Regions from separate parts of the Mus musculus genome. Here region 1 is linked to region 2. A link is a contact called in ENCODE Hi-C or POLR2A ChIA-PET data. All regions are on one chromosome and are shown on one strand. Each heading gives the region's core, a stretch centred on a gene start or an enhancer-like site at or near the end of the contact. The rest is flanking DNA. Distances are from core to core; before and after follow the strand shown. Region 1 holds the start of 1700018A23Rik (a long non-coding RNA gene). Region 2 holds the start of Rad51ap1 (RAD51 associated protein 1).

Region 1 (6,515 bases), core at 2,880-5,379, 120 kb before region 2:
AGACGACCTCTGAAAGACCGTGCTAGAATAGCATGCTGGGGACCTTCAGTGAGGAGGTTGTGAGGAACAGTCCCCTCCTGAATGTCCCAGCAAAGCAAGCTTTGCAAGAAAGCAAGGCCAGTGCAGGTAATGAGCAAGAATGTTTCAGTTCCCTCTTCTGTTGACTAAGACCGCACCTCGCAGTGGTGGCGCACGCCTTTAATCCCAGCACTTGGGGGGCAGAGGCAGGAGGATTTCTGAGTTCGAGGCCAGCCTGGTCTACAGAGTGAGTTCCAGGACAGCCAGAGCTATATAGAGGAACCCTGTCTCGAAAACAAACAAACAAACAAACAAAGACCTCACCTCACCCAGGCCATCAATGCAGCATAAGGAAGGTCAAGAAGACCCTTGCCTCTCTGGAAGGGAAAGGCTAATTACCATTTCTAAAGGGGGGAACGAAAAGGGACCAACAATGGGCTTAAATCCACTCTTTTTACCAAGGCCTACTCTTAAACTGTATAAAAAGTGTATGCATAGATTTGGGGTCACCTCTACCCCTATTGCGGGACGCCCCAACACGTTGGATCAATAAACCTCATGCTTACTGCATCGATCTCTGACTCTGTGTTTCTGTGAATGAGACATAAGGCTCATCGGGTCTTACAGAGTGAAGAGAAGTGAAAATGCAGGAAGTCAGCCAATCACTCTCCCTTCTTTTACCTGCTGGGAGTTCAGAGAGGAGATTCAAGGCTACCAAGCTAGGTGTGATTACAGGAGGCAGGCATCTTAATTATCAAACTGAACCCAATATAAATATGAAGTTTTATTATAGAATTTATTATAGAATTTAAATAATCACACATAATCCTAGCTGAAGGTCTGAGAAGCAATTACAGTTTAAATTCTCAATACACAGAACCAGAAAAATTGGGGGTTAGAGGGAGTTTTCATCTGTTAACAGAGAATAAAATTTAACTTGGTTGAGAACAAGAGAAAATTACATTTATTTGGAGATAACCTAAGGAAGGAGATCTTTGAATGCCAAGGCCAGCTTATACAATATACTGAGACTATCCCAAACCAACCAGCCAGCCAACCAACCAACCAGCCAACCAACCAAGGAACCAGCCAACCAACCAAGCAACCAACCAGCCAGCCAACCAACCAGCCAACCAACCAACCAACCAGCCAACCAACCAGCCAATCAACCAGCCAACCAACCAACCAACCAACCAGCCAGCCAGCCAGCCAGCCAACCAACCAACCAACCAACCAACCAGCCAACCAACCAGCCAGCCAGCCAACCAACCAGCCAACCAACCAACCAACCAGCCAACCAGCCAGCCAGCCAGCCAACCAACCAACCAACCAACCAACCAACCAACCAACCAACCAGCCAACCAGCCAGCCAGCCAACCAACCAACCAACCAGCCAACCAACCAGCCAGCCAACAAACCAGCCAACCAACCAACCAACCAACCAATCAAAAAGGCAATAAGTTCTCTCATGCAAGCAAGGTTTGGGTATAACCTGGGTCTCCTAGTTGGCAGAATATAATTTAACAGTCCAAAACCTCAGAAAACTTCCTTTGTCCTTGTTCACAGGTCAGTGTGCCTGGGGGGTGTGGCCATCTGCAGTCTAGGAAAAAGTGCAGCTGACCCAGGGACCTGTCAGCAATCCAATGCTTCTGGGATTTCTTGGCTCCTCTTGATGTGCCCCAAAGCAATGCTACTCCATTTTTATTTGCTTCCTTGAGCCATTTTGTTTGTTTGAGACAGGGTTTCTCTGTGTAGCCCTGGCTATCCTGGAACTCACTCTGTAGACCAGGCTGGCCTCGAACTCAGAAATCTGCCTGCCTCTACCTCCCAAGTGCTGGGATTAAAGGTGTGTGCCACCACACCCTGCCCTCCTTGAGCCATTTCAATACGCGGGAAGAATCTTGACGGTTCTCATACATTTGTTCAACAGGTTCCAGGCATGGACTTTCAACCAAACCAACTGGCAGACCTTGCTCCAATGTACCTTACATTCCATATAGAGGTTTTAAAAGAAGGTGGAGTGATAAAAAATAAAATAAAATCAACGGGGTGGGATGTACCTCAGTGGGTAGAGTGCTTGCCTGCCTGGCATGCACAAAGCCCAGGGATTGATAGCCAGAACCATACAGTGCATGTGGTGGCACACACCTGTAATCCCAGCACTCAGGAGGCAGAAGCCTCAAGGATCCTAAACCCAAGGTCATTGAGTTAAGTACTCAGTGAGTCCAAGGCCAGCCTGGGATACACACGACCCTATCCATAAATGAATGAATGAAATCATACTCTGTATCTCTGAGGGGTTTGCTTTGACGTGCTTTTCTTCCCTCTGCACACTAGATTTTGTCCCTCCTGCTCTTCCCAGGACCAGATGGCTGGCAATCCATTTTCTCTGCCACCACCGGTGCCGGTCACATTGATGGACTTAATGTTTCCCCTCCCCCAATCAAGATGGCCATAAGCCTTGGAATTCCCCTCAGCCTAAGCCAACTCTAATAACCTCCCAGATCCCCTTTAGAAGATCAGCAATTACAAACTCCCTTTGAGAAGACAGAATTCTCTTCCCTGCCTCCTGCCAGTTTTACAAGGTAGCAGGACCTGGGAGCCATCTTATAAGTGTCATCCTCTAAGGGCACAGAAGCCCCCCACCCCCCACCCCCGGCTTCTGATGGCGGGGAAGGTACTGCCAGATGCATACAAACACTCCCCTGCTACACAGGAGCAGATCTATTTGTCCTCTGAATAAACATGGACAGCCCTGCACACAACCCAGGTGGCTTCACACACTTGAAAACGTCCTCGCATCTCCCCAACCATCTGCTTTAGTGGTGTCCAGTCTAGTCTTCTCTCTGCCCTCTCTCCTTTCCCAAAGGGTCCCCTTTCCTTCCTTGCAGCATCTTTCTAGGTAAAAGCCTTCACTTACTATGCCTGGACTTGTTTCTCTTAAATGCTCCCCACCTTCCTAACCCACAACTCTCACTCTCTTGGACCTCTTCCTTCTCGGGGAAGGGTTCCTCAAATACACTTTGTGCTCCACTACACCTCCCGTGCACTCCATAACCTTCTAGGATGTAAACCTGACAGGCTTTGTCCATTCATCCTTCATGGTTTCCTGAAACAAACCACAGGTTTTACAGTGAGATTCAGATCAGCTATGTACGGAAAGTCATTCGACTTCTTAGTCTGTTATTACTCAAAAACCTGGAGTCCCTCCCTCCCTCCCTCTCTTTCCCTCCCTCCTTCTCCCTCTTCCTCCCTCGCTCCTTCCCTCCCTCCCTCCCTTTTAGAAACAGCAGCTACTGGTTTGCTCCAAAGTTCCCATGGATACTCACTGCCAGTGTGGTAGAAGCCCTGGCTTGGTTTAGGTGACCACATCTTCTGTCATCATGAGTGACCACTGTTGTCACAAAAGAGGTTGAGGGGAAGGGTGTGGCTCATATTTAAGAAGCTTGCCTTAAATGTACAAGGCCCTGGGTTCGATGCCCAGCACTCCATAAAAGAAAAAACGAGGTTGCATTCCCTGCTCCCTTCTCCTCTCTTCCTCTCTCTACCATGAGATGACACACCATGGGTTCCACCACATGACAACAGGCCACCCTTACAATCAAGTCTAAAGCACTTCAAGTGTGAGTGAATTCAGATCAGCTGTAGGTGTCTATGTGCTCATTTATACCAAATGCTTCTAGATAACCATGCAGCCTGAGATCATAGCAATATTTCCACTTTGAGGATAGGGCCTTGGTATAAGAATTCCAAACCCTCTAACATTTCAGAGAACAGTTGTGTGTGTCGATATTATATATAGTTATTTAATAGAAAACAAGCCTCAGTTCTGAATGGCTGTGAGTTCCTCTCTGATCAGTCAAGAAAGACACTTGCAATAGACCGAATCCTCGGATATTTAATAGAGTGACTCTTTTACTGCACACAGGTGACCTGGGTGACACTAATAGTTGACTGTCTTGGCAGGCTTGGTTTCCTCGATCTCAGAAGACAGCCATCGGTAGGTACGATGCCGCCGTAGCACCTCAATGGACTTGAGCTCCAGTGGTGTGGGCTGAACACCAAGATCTTCCAGGCCAGGCAGGTCGGTCGGCATCACGTCTGAGATATGTATCTGTGACAAAGAGACACAGAGAATGCTGAGACAGAGTGCCACCCCTCAGACCCCCAAGCTGGCCTGAGGCTCATCACTGAGGCAAGGGTCGTCAGAGACCCCACAACAATCTTTGATTCTGGAACTCACAAAAGCAGAACAAATAAGAAATCATCATCAAAGGCCTGAGGCAGGTCTCCCATACCCCAGAACCACAGGACAGAGACCCTGAAAGAGCAGCCCCACAGGCACATGTGCGCAGAGCTGAGCCTAGTGAACGTGGCAGGAGCTATCTCTCCACCTAGAGATTCAGATAAGAGCTAAGGTAGGAGACCTCTGCACCCCCATTTTCTTATGCTGGATCGCTGGGCTATAGCTATTTCAGTTTTAACTTTTTGGTCTGGTTTAGGGATTCTGACACAGTGTCTCACACTGGAACTCCTAGGAACCCACTATGTAGCCCAGGCTGACCTCAAACTTGTAGTACTGCTTCTGTCTCAGCCTCCCAAGTGTTGGGACTGCAGTTATAACATCATGCCTAGACCCATTAGCCTTTTTTGCTCCAATTATACTCAACTATGCTCACCACAAAGCCTGAAGCCAAACCAGTCTTGTTTAAGGAAGGATGAACAAGGCAGCCCCGTGCATCACAAAGCACCAAAGCAGATTCCTCTGTGCATGGACCTCAAGCAGGTCCCATCCTGTGACCTCCACAAAGAGCAACGCAGAGAGGACCCCAGTGTGTTTACTGCCTGCTCTAGGGCATTCTGCAAGCCAAACCCAGAGCCTGTCTGTCTATTATATTCATACTTTCTCAGTTGCCAAGGTAAGAGCAAGTGTCCGACAACGGGGCTCACGGCCACGGAAAGGACACCATGGAGATGTGTCTGCTTTTAAGGCAGTCTATCAGAGGGATGCTGTTCCCTGGGACTGGTAGCAATTCTTTGCTATGCTTCGGCTCTTAGGGGATGGTTTGGCTGCATCTCACCAACAGAAAGAAAATCTACAGTTCTCAGGCTGAGATGCTGTCATGTGCTTACTTGGCATCTTCCCAGTGAGATTTGAGTATGCAGGAAGCAGATAATCAATGAGTCAGACAAGACTTGAGAAGGAAGAGCCAGGGCTTTAGACTCGGCATACTGCAGGCAGACAAGATTGGCAGCAAGAGGCTCACTGAGAGAGGAAAGAGGACTGTTGCCTGGGTAACAGCAGGCAGAGGAGAGATAGTTATGCGCTCTGCCTTTAGTATGTAGCAAAGTTCCAATATTACTAGAAGCATGTTCCTAATGATGAACAGGAAGGCAGGAATGAGGAGTGACCCGACCTGGCATCTGCTGAGGGCTGCTGTCCCTTGATCATCTAACACAGAAGCCATTTAGTCAAGCATAATTCAAATCTCACTTTCAGTGAACCAAAATTACATATAGCTCAAATCTGATGTCTGCAGTCATGGTAGCCATATATCAAGTCCTTCCCATCGCACACGGCTCCTGGCAATGTGCTGGGACAGACGCAGAGCACCCTGAGCACTGCAGGGTGGGGCAATGATGGCTTAGGAACCAAAACTGCAGGGGATCACTCCATGTCTTAACACGGACAGCACAGAAAGGGCCGTCACTGAGGCGAGAGTTCAAGGACAGAACACAAGCTTGCAACAGCAAGAAACAGCACAGGTCTCTGGTCCCTGCATGGGAGAGGCGGAGTAAAGGTCAGCATACGTTCCCAGTCAGCCTGGGCTGCACAGTGAACACAGCGAGACCCCATCTCAAAATAAAGCAGAAAGCACCTGGTAAGATCTAAAGAAAAAAAAATCAGCTTGTAGTTCCATTTACAACGTTACTATGTCTGCGTAGTTCCACATAAAACAATTCAATATGGGTGCGATGGCAGCACGGCCTCCAGCAGTAGCAGCTGGCAACTGGGATGAATGTAATTTATAAACAGAAGTGAGAACGGCTGAGGCTGTGACCCCGTCAGGACAGACAGCAACCAGGAGGAGAGGGCAGCAGGAACAGGGCCTCCAGCACAGCTCAGTGTGAGAAGGGAAAGGCAGAGAACAAAGCCTGGGCCAGGCAAAGGTGCTAAGACACCATTTCAAAAGGAAGAAATGTGGCCCCTCAACAAATGCTGCTCACAGCAGGAGCGAGGTGAGATCAGAAAACTGTCTGAGAGGTGGCAGCGTGGGGTCATGGGTGGCCTTGGAAAGCACAGTTTCAGGACAGAGGAGGATACAATGAGATTGAAATGGATTAAACAAAGAATGACGCAAGAATCTCCTGGGATCAGCTTCTGAAGGGAAAACCAGGCATGGTAGCATACACCTGCAGTCCCAGCACTTAGAAGCAGAGGCAGACAGGCTAGGAATCCAAGGCACCTCGCCTATAGAGTGGGTTTGTAGCCAGCC
Region 2 (7,251 bases), core at 3,169-5,668:
TGTAGCCCAGCATGTTTGCAAAGGCACATTACCAGTGAAAAACCAAGTCTAGGAAAACAGGAAGCACCACCATGGCACTGCTGCTTTTCTCGGGTTTTTCTGTCTTATAATCCTCAGAAGTCCTGTGGCTCTTCTAGGGATATTCAAAAACCACATACACTACCACTTTTAGGACACGTGTACTACTACTGATCATGTACTTTTAAAAGAATGTGTGACTGTTTCTTTCACACATCCAAAATCAGAAATATAACATAACTTTCTGCACATTCCACCCTACCCAGGATCATGAACACAACTGGCAATCTAGAAGTACCTGTCACATACCCTTGACAGCAATAAAGCAACAACCTATCTGCCAAACTAGTTTTTTTTCTCAAGTTGTAGACACAGGGTAAAAGAGACTTCTCTGAACTGAGGAACCGCTAAAGTATTTGACTTAAAGGAAACTTTGGAGGTCTGGGAAGGAAATGTAAGACATCTAGGATGAGCCTGTAGCTCAGTGGTGGAGTATTTACACAGCATGTGTGAGGTCTGCGCCCCAGCGAACACTCTCCCCCCAATACACATACACATGCAGAGGAAAGAGTTCCTACCTCACCGCGTGCGGTATAATCTAATGCAATGTTTCTCAAACATGGATCAAAGTTCTACCAACAAATCAAACATATAACCAGTACAACAAAGCTTAAACCTAAGTTTCCAGGGTTTCATTTTTTCCATATCTAACTCTGAGGAAATAAATTTCTCAGTTTATTAAAGAAAAGTAAAAAGCTCTACTTACCATCAGAGTCATTGCCAGAATCTTCAAACTGTGAATAATTTATTGGTTTTCTATTTCTATGAATAAGACAGAAATTTTTCATTACTGAAAATAGTAATTTTTTTACCTTCACCTTAAAGTTATTAATAATCTTGAAAAAAGGAAAATGTGTTTGGAGTCTCTCTAAAGTACTTCAATCCAAAGCCAAGAACTTGGCATTAACTGAAAAGCCAAACCCATACCTAATACACATAATGGGAAGAGAAATTAATTCAGGAAACCCCCAAAGCAAGAAGAAAACAAATATTAGCAATTAAACTTTGTATTCTGTTCAGTGGTGACTGGGTATTTATAAACTGTGTGCTGTTCTTTGCTTACATTAGAAAGTACCTGTTCAGTTTTTTTTTTTTTTTTTTTTTTTTTTTCGAGGCAGGGTTTCTCTGTATAGCCCTGGCTGTCCTTGAACTCACTTTGTAGACCAGGCTGGCCTCAAACTCAGAAATCCGCCTGCCTCTGCCTCCCAAGTGCTGGGATTAAAGGCGTGCGCCACCATGCCCGGGTCAAGTTTTAACCATATTTCAAAAATTCTATCAGAGCAGAGCTATGACTCACTGGTTAAGAGTATGCACTGTTCTTTCAGAGGACCTGAATCCGGTTCCCAGCACCCATGCCAGGCAGCCCACAATCCCCTGTAACTCCAGCTCCAGGAGGATTAAAAACCTTCAGGCTTCCTCAGACATTGCACATACCCAAACAGACACTGACACCTAAGACCAAAACCAAACAAAAAAACTTTAAAAATCCCTCTACAATACCAAATAATGCTTTCTTAATGGAATGTACACTTTACAATAATAGTCTGTCCCTACATCTTTGTAGGAACTAAGTGGGCAGAAGAAAAGGATGCTCAGTGTACAAAGGTTACTCTCCTTCCTCTGGGAGAGCAACGTAAAGCTGTCCCTCCTTCCCTTCTGTCATCTATTATGTGCCCCCAAGCTTACAAGCCCTTTCTTTCAAGCAAAAATGGGAGTTCTGTGAAAGAGGCTTGTCTACTGTCCAGATCATGGTCCAGACCTGTGTTTCCCTGAGAGAGCAGTTTAAATGGGAAGGTGTTCTTGTTACTCTCCAACTCGCCAGAGTTTAAGAATTTGACAGCTACATAAAATATGAAAGCATCTTAAGAAGTTGTGGGATTGAAAAATTAGTAAACAAAGCCAAAAGCCTACTAAAAAGACAAGTATATCTCAGGTTGAGTTGTAACAGACATGGACTCTTATCGATTCATTAAACACAAATTACATATTGTATTTTAGAGGCTCACTAGGGTGAGATACGCAGGAAACCATTACTTTTAAAAAGAACTTTAAAAACTTGGGTATGTGCACACAAGTACAGTATCTGCAAAGGCTAGGGGAGGAAACTGGGGGCCCCCTGGAGCTGGAAGGAGCTGCAAGAGCTATAAACTGTCTGACGTGGTTAGGAATGGAACTTGAGTCTTCTGGAAGAACACCAGGCACTCTTTTAACTATTGAGCCAGCCCACAAGGGCTTCTGTTTTTAACAAATATTTGAGTATGCGGCAATAGAAACTGCAAGGACTACAACCACCACAGCCTCAGTTTGTGCCAATCCCCATTCAGTGTAAATGACAGAAGAGTGAAGACAACAACTGGTTTGGCTTTACTGTAACACAAGTAATGAGCTAGTGAGATGCAGTGGCCAAAGTCACCCGCTGTGCAACCCTGACAACCTCCTGTGACTCCTAGGATCCATGAAAGGTGGAAAGAAGAGAAAGGACCCCACAGTTATCTGCTGAATCAAGACAATGTATGTCTACCACCATTCTCACCCCTTTTATTCACACAATAATTTACAAAACAACCCCCCCCCACCACACAAAATAACAACAAAAACCAGACCACAGTCATGATCTCATGGGGCTTCTGAGGATTCAGGGGACTGTGGATAACACTGTGACTACTACTATCCCAAATAACAGCAGTATGTCTTCAATATCTGCATGCCTGTCCCCTTCCAATTTCACCATGGAAGCAAGAGAAATCTAGTCCTGTCTTCTAAACCTCATTATCTCAAAGGGGCCCATCTCAGTCAATACAGAGACGTAGCTCAGTCCATAGAGACAGTCAACCTTGATTCTTTGTTTTCTCTCCTCTATAACCACTTGTCAGAAGTACCTAAACTTGAGCTGGAGAGATGGCTCAGTGGTTAAGAGCACTGACCACTCTTCTAAAGGTCCTGAGTTCAATTCCCAGCAACCACATGGTGGCTCACAACCATCTGATGCCCCCTTCTGGTGTATCTGGGAACAGCTACAGTGTACTCATATAAATAAATCTTAAAACAAAACAAAAAAAACCCTAAACTTACTTGCTCCATCTCCACACCACACACACACACACACACACAGTGCCAAAGTCACACACAACTGATAGCATCTCAATTCCCCCCTCCCCCCTGCTTTCGCTCTGGCCACTCCAGTCCCCCTCAGAGCCAACCAACAGCCGGTGGCCTTTATAAAAGTGAAATGAGAATATCTCAGGCCCTCCACCACTGAAACTACAGATTTCCCATTTGTCTCAAATAAAATTCAAACTCCTAAGACCTACAAGCTGCTTTAGATAGATTTAGATAGATTACAACTGCTTTGTAATCTATCTGACTCAGTCCTCAATCCATCCACATGCTTGTTCATCCCACACCTTCAATCTGCTTCTCAAACATGGTGAACCTTGGGCTTTGGCTCCTATTTCATGTGAATGCCCCTTACATTTTACCTAGGTAACGCGTTCATATGATTTAAAGTAAGGCTTTTCTCCTTCCTCCTATGTTACATTGTGGTGTTTATTTTGTTACTCCCCCTTATCTCTCCCCACCCCTCTTCCAATAGAGTGTAGCCTCCAGCTCTTAGTACAATACAGGCCTAGGAGAATTCACTAAGTTTATTGTTGTTTGGTTTTGCAGGACTGGGGTTTGAAGCTGGGGGCCTCTCATCTGCTAGGCAATCACTGGACCACTGGGCCATAGTCTCAGCTATATTCAGTCATTCTACTAAATGGATGGCCAGCCTGGCATCCCGGTTGTGATCACAGAGAGATTCCAACAGTCTAAAGGAAAGCAGATAGGAACTGGGGGTCATGTGACAGGGCACCACGGCTTGAGCTGGAAGTTAAATGGGCCTCTCTGCCTAGGGATTTGAGGGAATAGGCACACCTGCTTTTTCTGTATCGCTCAACGTATGACAGCCACTTAACGCGGTCGCTCGCTGTCGCGTTAAGCGCGACTCAAATGCTAGCCTACCAGGTCCCTCTGGAGTGGGGTGACTCAGGGGCGACAGCTGCAGAAGGAGGCCGAGGGGCGGCAAGCGAGATGCCAGGCGGGCTCCTCTGAGCAGCGGGTGGCTCTCACCGGAGACTGGCGACGAGCACCCACCCAATCGCGCTGCCCTCTGTCGGATCTCGTCCTCTCCCGCAACCATGCATGACAGTGGCCCCCATCGTCCCCGTCCTTCCTCTCTGCCCCGCGGGACGTCACCAACCACTCACCTGATAGGACGCACCATGGTGCCCTGCCTAGAGCAGCAGTGCTCTGGAGCTGGGGAGCAGCTGTGGCGGTTTCAATTCCCGCCGAAAACCAGACGTCGCGCTCCACGCCCCGCTGCGCCAGCCCGCCAATCACCGCTCGCCTGCCTGAGGCGGCGCCTGCGTGCTGAAGAGAGGGCGCCTGCGCACACACACCGTGGCCCGGGCACGCCATCCTGGATCCTGTCTGCTCAGACTTAGCTTTTGTTTTGATACTGCACTTTCGTCACAATTGCGATTTGGTACCGAGTCTAAAATACAATATAAAAATAGCGACACGCCTCCAATATTTAGAATGACTAACTTAAAAATAACTGGAACAAAGGGGGTCTTGGATAGGCGTTTTCCTTGGCGCTTGAGGAAAGAGAAACATGAGTTCCGAATCTGCCAAAGTGGATCTATTGGAGGTTAAAAAAAAAAAAGCAAGAAGTCAGCTGACTTATTTGGGCAGTTCTGCGTTGACAGCTCCAAGTGTGCTTTGGTGTCTGATGAGAGAGGTGAGTTCGAGCCCACAGCGAAGAAGCCCCTTCAGTGTGGAGGACCCAATGACGGTATCTGGTACAGACTTAAAGAACAGAAGGAGTCTTCTAAGGGCCATCTAAAGTGCTGGAGTGCAGCTTGCCATTGCCAGTTCAGTGTTTGTGGTCAACTAGGCTTGTCGTTTTGCATGTTGCTCTGACAGGGTGTAGGCACACCCAGAGAATTCGGAGACGTAAACTGGATTACGATGAATTGTATCCTGAGAGCAACAGACCACAGGAACAAAGAGTAACATGAAAACGTGTGTTTTTATTGGTTTTGTTCTGTTTCATGTTACAATGTATTCTAATTACTGTCTCACCTTATGTCGCACCTGTCCCTACTAACTTGCCCATCCCTCTAATCTCTGCATTTCCACCAGTCCCCTTTCTAGATTCATGTCGTTGGGTTTTTTTTGTTTTGGTTTGGTTTTGTTTGTTTTTGTGACCCTATATCTTAATTAGACCAGACTATTGAATTGCGACTACTCATTGGAGCCTGGTGGGGGCACCCGTGGGCACACAACTGAAAAATAACTTCCCTTTTCCTGAATCTGCCCATAGAAAACAGTTCCTTAATGACACATGGGTCATTCTGAGTCGTCTTCTCTCTTCCCTCTGCTGCTGCTGAGGCTAATCTTATGCAGACCTCTGACACTGCAGTGAGTTTACTGCTGTAATGGCAGCGTCTTGTCAGAAGGTGGCATTTTGTCTTCCTCTCTATGATCTGGTTCCTCTATTTTTCCACTTCCTATTCTGCAGTGTTCCTTGAACCTTCACAGAGGTGGTATAAATGCCTTGTTTAGGGCCGAGTCCCCATCCATCACATGTTCTCACCTTGTGGCACCTGGAGTCTGTACATTCATTATAGTTCACTGGAAAGAGACAATTCTCTGATTAAGTCTGGGAGTAGCACTTGTCGTGGGTATAGACATGGTGGTTTGACAGTGTCCATTTAACTGAACAACAGTATTTATGTTCCCCCCCAGGGCCCATCATCTTCCCTGCTATGGGTTTCCAACAGGAATCATAGTGCCAGGCAGGGGTATGCTCCTATAGAGCTGACCTCAAATCCAGTCAGAGCAAATTGGATACCCTCATAATGGTACCCTAGTGCCCAGATGAGCATGTCTTGCCTGGCAGGTTAGTAGAGTTCATAGAGTCCACAGCTGGGTTGGACCAGTAATGAAATTTCTCTTATAGCAGCCTCCTTAGTATCTTCAAGGACCATAAAAGATAGCCAGCAAAGAGGAAGCTTCCAGCAGAGTTCCAGCTTGGCTTTTTTATATCATCAATTGAGCTGTGCAGTGTCTTTAACAACAGAGTTTATCATCTAGTTTTTATGGACGACCAAGAACAATGACAACAATCTCTACTGTCCTGGGAGTTCATATATATATATATATATATATATATATATATATATATATATATAAATGCATACATATATATGTACATATATGTGTGTATACATAGACTGATGGCTAGCTCTTTAAGGGACCTCGACTCCTACTGTCTTTACTGCATTTTCTTTTCTCTGAGTAGTGTTCAGTGTGCCTTGGGCAGCATCCTGTGTGGTCTGTTCTGTGCCCGTGCTTCCTACTTGGAGATCTTTCTTGTGTTCCCATATCCTTTTTCTGATACATCTCCTGACCTTCAACATCAAACATCTTCAAGCTACCACTGGGTCTCCGTTGTGTTTGGCCACTTGTATGAGTTCCGTAAGCTAGCTGTACACTTACAGACCCCCAACCCGTCCCTCCTCCAGCATTTCCTCTTGCCCCCCCCCCACTCTGTACCTTCCCTTGTATTAACTACTTGTTATTCTTCCCTAGGAGTAAAAGTACTTCTTGAGCATATTGTTTGCTCTGAAATTAACTTTAAAATAACTTTTCATTTTAAAAAAAAAGGAAGAAGCAGCATTTGGTTTTTGTCACGAAGATGAATGTGCAGGAATAAGCAGGAAACACTATAATAGACTGGTTGTGGTGGTGCACACCTTTAATATCAGCACTTAGGGTGGGGTGTGCTGAGACAGGAGAATCAAATGTCTGACATCATCCTAGGATACGTAGTCCTAAGTCACCCCAAGATGCACAGTGAGACATCCTCTCTAATAAAATGGAAGGAAAATGAAGACTGGAGTCGTTGGTTCAGCATCGCATGGGGGCGGGGTGGGGTGGGGTACAGTCTCTGAGGGATGGGCTGTGTTTTAGAGGTGTCCTGTGGCCGTTTGACTCATGGTTCTTTGGCTCATCCTACAGAAACCCTGCTGAAGAATATGAAGAAAAACCGAGAAAGGTTCTGCAACAAGGAAAGGGAATTTGTGTACAAGTTCCAGGTAGGACGTGAGCGCTTAGAGCTGAGAGTGC

The links. A loop is a pair of places that touch in the nucleus more often than their neighbours do. ChIA-PET counts read pairs that join two places held with the same protein, here RNA polymerase II (POLR2A).
Region 1: a loop to region 2 is called in a map of mouse trophoblast stem cell, with 2.3 times the contacts of the local background. The contact joins the promoter of 1700018A23Rik here to the promoter of Rad51ap1 in region 2. A Hi-C loop is called at or near these places in 4 of 37 maps with a recorded cell type or tissue (CH12.LX, CH12F3 and mouse trophoblast stem cell). POLR2A ChIA-PET finds 5 or more read pairs at or near these places in 2 of 5 experiments (both embryonic stem cell).

The regions. Positions count from the first base shown.
Region 1 is chr6:126,818,058-126,824,572 of GRCm38, forward strand. It overlaps 1700018A23Rik (a long non-coding RNA gene), which reads left to right and starts at 4,130. Exons shown (of 2, transcript XR_378049.4): 1 at 4,130-4,436. Ndufa9 (NADH:ubiquinone oxidoreductase subunit A9) reads right to left here. Exons shown (of 11, transcript NM_025358.3): 11 at 3,806-4,132. The coding sequence ends at 3,962.
Region 2 is chr6:126,935,169-126,942,419 of GRCm38, forward strand. Rad51ap1 (RAD51 associated protein 1) reads right to left here and starts at 4,419. Exons shown (of 9, transcript NM_009013.4): 1 at 4,326-4,419; 2 at 785-840. The coding sequence starts at 4,342. D6Wsu163e (DNA segment, Chr 6, Wayne State University 163, expressed) reads left to right here and starts at 4,798. Exons shown (of 14, transcript NM_138594.3): 1 at 4,798-4,858; 2 at 7,144-7,251. The coding sequence starts at 7,161.